Regions from separate parts of the Mus musculus genome. Here region 2 is linked to region 1. Evidence: chromatin loops called from intact Hi-C (ENCODE). Cell type or tissue: gastrocnemius. All regions are shown on one strand.

Evidence for each region. Hi-C counts contacts between places; a loop is a spot of excess contacts. Peaks named below come from ENCODE experiments on the same cell type or tissue, not always from the same donor. Only the 100,000 strongest peaks of a DNase experiment are listed, where the experiment ranks them.
Region 2: a loop joins it to region 1, with 2.5 times the contacts of the local background. A loop is called at or near these places in 12 of 42 quality-filtered maps.

The regions. Positions count from the first base shown.
Region 1 is chr5:34,914,798-34,917,297 of GRCm38, reverse strand. It overlaps Msantd1 (Myb/SANT-like DNA-binding domain containing 1), which reads right to left and starts at 1,383. Exons shown (of 3, transcript NM_207277.1): 1 at 1-1,383. In gastrocnemius, a CTCF peak has its summit at 1,305 (motif pointing left); a DNase peak (open chromatin) is centred at 1,295.
Region 2 is chr5:34,974,953-34,977,452 of GRCm38, reverse strand. Rgs12 (regulator of G-protein signaling 12) reads right to left here. Exons shown (of 17, transcript NM_173402.2): 3 at 2,120-2,236. Among named protein-coding and RNA genes, the nearest start is that of Rgs12, 27 kb to the right of the region's middle. In gastrocnemius, no CTCF peak of the experiment used is centred here; DNase peaks (open chromatin) are centred at 762 and 1,209; H3K27ac peaks cover 317 bases.

The DNA.
Region 1 (2,500 bases):
GAAGAGACTTGCTTTCACTGTGCCTGACAGGCTCCTACATGGGCATCTAGGCAGTAGTCCCTACCTCAGCCCCACCTGATTTATATAGGTTAGAGTCCAGGGAGGCCCAAGATGGGCAAGTAGTATGCTGAGACATAAGGTGCAGGGTTACAAAGGAGGTGGAGGCCCTGATACTGCCTTGATGGCTGTTCGTGTGGTGAGGTCCTTGCTGAGAGGTCACCCTCTTCTCAGAGGCCTGCCAAGCTTTACTGAAGCCGGTCCTCATAGGGCCCAGCCTTCTCCCCATTGACTCTGCTTCTCTTGTTTAACTAATGCAACCCCCTGGGTGTCAGGTTGTGTGGGTGCTGGGAAGCCAGGCAAGTCAGAGCTAGACCTTGCCTAGCCATGCCGGCCTGAAGGACACAGATGTTGACCTTCAACATGGGGAGAAGCATAAGCACAGCCCTGACGGAAGGGGCAAACCGAGCTGAGCTGAGGAGGCCCCTCAGCTGAGGAAAAGTGGCTGCAGTCAGAGGGTAACTTCAATGTCCTGAGCAGGGCTAGTCCTCAAGAGACACAGCAGTGTTGGGGTGGGGACAGGCAAAACATCAAGAGGAAGGGTTAATATGCCCACAGGGCTAGGCAGGGACCTCAGGCTGAGGAGGCAGCAGAGCAAGAATGTAGAATGTGGAATCCGCAGAGGGGAAAGTTACCACAGGGCATCAATAGCTAACATCTGGAAGGCAAGTCACAAATGAGACTACATGGACCTAAGACCCTCATGCTAGGCTGGCTGTTGTGGACACACAGTCTAGTCTGATCCTAGACTCTCTGGGCCCAGTACTCTATTGGTAGTCATGCCTGGTCTCCAAACAACTAGTTAAAACTCTCTGGTCAGCAGAACAACAGTGGTCTTTGTTGGCTTTCCCCCTGCCTGATCAAAGATAGGAAGAACTTAGACTGGAGAAAGCAATGTCTCTGGGCTTCCTGTGTCCACTGTAAGGAGCATAGTCAGTAACTTACTGGGTAGGGGGAGTGACCTGAGTTTCAATCCAAAATTAGAAATGAAAAGGAGGCAGAGGGTTGCCCCTGGAGGTCTTGCTGTCATTTCATAGGTTCAGGTGAATGTCAGGCTTCCTCTCTGAACCTTGGGAGTCATTTTGGGACTTCCTACTGCTGAGCTAGCAGACAGATACCCACGATTGTTCCATTTCTCCTAAAAGAGTACCCAGAAGGTCTGCAAAAACTCCTCTTCCTGCCAAAGTCAGATAGATACTGAGCATGCCAGGCATACTACTGGCCTGCTGGTTCATTGCTGCCCCCTAGTGCTGAGCATGGAACCTGGGTCTGGTTCTCAGAGCTCAGTGCCTAGAAATTACCTCCTTCCTCCAGGAAGGACCCCCTGTTCTTTAGGCTCAGAAGATTGATCCTTGAGGAGCAAGGAACTAGGAACCTGCCCTACTGCCTCCACAGACAGCATCTCCAGCTAACAAGGAAAGACAAGACAAGCACAACCTGGGGCCTAAAAACTCAGTATGTATATACTAGGCTGGCCCTGTCTCTGCCTCCCGAGTACTGGAATTAAAAGTGTATTGTCACTATGCTTAGCTTCAAGCTGCTAGCTTTTAAACCTAGCTCTGTGTGACCTTAGCAATGGATTCCAGCCTCAGTGTCCTCATCTCTAAAATAACAAGAGCCGGCTAAATGACTATAAATGACTTAGCAAAATGTTGGCCTAAGGGATATGGGGAGATCCTAGGTCCTCATCCGCCATCTCTTAGTCCTTTCTACAAATTTCCTTAGAGTGTCTGGAGTGTTCAAAGCCAGACCAGTGGCTATCTGTTGGCTAATGGATATCACTGCCATTACTCAAGGTCCTATAGTTAGATGGCTGAAGAGGAAAGATCTATAACAGCTGCTTGCCCAAGTTCCAGGATATAGAAGGCACCAGAGCCAGCCTGGCAGGAGCTACTCCATACCAACATAACACTTTGGTTGACACCTAGATGGGGGTAAGATGGGCTCCCACCTCCTCTTCTCAGGCATGTGGGCATCAGCAGTCCCAGGTACAAAGTGGCCTTTGTGGAGGCACCTCCTAGAGCAGAGTCCTTGCCTGGCTTCCATGGACAAGAATGAACAGGTGTTTGTCCAAGCCTCAGCTGCCCCTACCTAGGGTGGGACATTTCCTATTTCTATTCAGGGTAGAGTTCCATACCTTGACACAGCTGCATGGCCTGCTAGGACCCTCAGTTGTCACAGGATGAGAAGGCAGGAGGCTGAGGACTAGGTCCCCAGTAGAACCTGAAGGGAAAGGGGGCAGGTCAGCTTTAGAAAGTATCTCTTAAGAGAGGCCAGGCACTCTGAATGGGGTCAAGACTGGTTCTGTTGTGAGCTGGCGAAACCTACTTAGGCTCCCTGGGTTTGGTTTCCCCTCTACATAATGAGTGTGGGGCAAATCTGAAACTTGTATTTATGGAACCTGTTCAGGATGCAAGAAACCAGGCCTGACTAGGGTGATAGC
Region 2 (2,500 bases), 60 kb before region 1:
GAAGCAAATGGGTCAGGATGGAGTGCCCAGAAGATTAGAGTCTGACATGGTAGCCTGGACATATTTGTGTGTAAGAAGAATGGGCCCAGGTGAGACTGCAAAGGATTATGAACAGGACAGGTGATGAGGCTGGAGGACAGAAAGGGAAGGCCTCAAAAAGGCAGGAGTGACCAAGAGCATGAAGACCCGTCCCACATGGCTGTATTCACCACCGAGCACCCTAGACCCCTAGCCAAGACCTTCGAAGAACAAGGCCAGCCTCTAGGCTGAGAGGCAGCACCAACATCAGCTCATGGCAGCCTCAGTCCCAGCTGCCTCCTAACCACAGCAGCTGCTTGGCATGTGGTCCCCAGACAGTGAGCCGCTCACTCTCTAGCCATCAGGGTGATGTCGCAGTACTCTGCTGCACTCTACAGTAGCCCTGTAACCAGGGCCAGCTGCACCTAGGGGCCATGGAGGCCACAGACACAGAGGTCTGGAGGAAGCTTCTAGCACAGCTGCCCCAGCAGCCAAGGAAAGTATACATGGACAGGCGCCACAGCTCCCCAGTACACCAGGGTTATTTGTAGCTTATGCACTTTGAAATCTTCAGGGTAAATTCAGAAAGATTAAGCAAGAGGCTACCCACATGATAAAAAGCCACAGCTCCACTGCCCTGTGACCCAAGAAGTGTTTCATAGCCGGTCTGCAATTGGGCTTTCTATCTGTCAAGTGGCCATATCAGCAATACAAGCTGGCACGGGCTTGGCTCCTAGTCCTTGGGAGGCTGTGACAGAAGGACTGTGAGTTCCAGGCCAGTGGGCATGACACAACCTTCTTACTGGCTCCTCTGAGGACAGGATGGAGAGCAAATGGGTCAGGATGGAGTGCTGCCCTTATGACTCCAGCAAGACTCCAGTCGCTGGCCAGCAGGAAGACCCAGCACATTCATGGAGATGAAGGAAGCAAAACAGTAGCCTAAACCTCTACAGTGGCTTCTCGAATCACCACCAGGAATACATGCTCAGGGCTCAGATCCACAGAGGCCTCTTCTTGCACAAGCACAGACACAAGCACCCCTGGGAGAACACCCCACCTGTAGACAGGCTAACCATAATCCACCTTTTGCTGAGGCACAGCAATGCCATAAGGGTCCCAAGGCTGGACCTTGCCTCTCAGCCTCTGCCTAACAGCGTTTTCTCTTCTGCACCATGGAACAGCTCTGCATCTGGTCTTCACTGTCACCTTGCCAAATGTGGAAGCAGCCATTAGGGACATGGATGGACACCTGCCACTCAGTTCTTCCACTTACAACAACATTCTAGCACCAGCACACGTATGCATGAGATGTACATGAGGACATCCACACAGCTTCTTTAGAGCAGACATGTCACCGTCCTCAGCGTGTCCATCAAGACAGGGTTTATACCACTGTGCCACAGAAAATGACACCACACACCTGAGAGCCAGGGGGCTGCCTCTAGAGAGTGTAATAGGGCACGGGCTACAACTGTGCCTGTCAGGATTCAGAAATGAAGTCAGCAAAACCATCTCTGCATGCCAAGGCCTCAGGGAGGGGACAGGAAGAGCACAGAGGACCCTGGGTGCTGCCCAACTTCTGTATGTGTTCTGTAGGCTAGTATGCATGGCATAGCCCATGTGCCCATACATGCAGGACACCCTCCTGACATTGCTGCTGCACTGTCACTAGCAGCAATGCACCCACAATACCCACTGGCCATGACAGATACTCAACCTCACATGGTGACAACTGTGCACCATCATCAAGACTTTCTTTCTGCTCTAGTTTTCTATAAACCTCAAACTTCCCACAAATAAAATCTATTCTTAAAATGGCCTTTGATGTGGGATGATCAGGTCTTTAGGAAGGGTAGGGGTCAGTCCTACCTCAACTGTCCCAAAGGATTAAACATACTCCCTTCTGATCAGGGCTCCCCAGTGTGGGGGTCCAGACTCAGGCACTTTGAGATATAGGAAACCTCCAGCCATGTGCCCTGGAAGCTCCTGCTGAGAGGCAGAGTCCAACGGGATCCCAAGAGGGTGGGGACAAATCTTTGGAAGGGAAGAGAGGGGAAATAGTGGCAGTAGCACACATGGTCAGCAAGGCCATTGCACCTACCTCAAGATCATCAAGGGAGCGCGTGATGCTGAATCTCCTAGATCTTCCAAAGGACCTGCGAGCTGAGGTGCGCTGAGACGTCTGGGCCAGGGCAACTCCCCGCCCCAATTTTGAACTCTAAAAACAAAGAAAAAGATGTGTTAGGTTACCCTCCTGGGAAGACACTATCTGTTCTGTCCTTTGTGCTCCACTGAAGGAAGAGCCAAGCCCAGCAGCACTGTGGGAGGGTCACTTGAAGTCATTGTTCAGTATACTTTAATTAAAATATTTACCACAAAATATGCAAACAATTGCAAGAGTCCCCCCAGGATCTTTAGCTATCTGTTGTTAGCTACCAACTGTGTGCCCTAGATGATAAGGCCCACCCTGCTTTCCCACCGC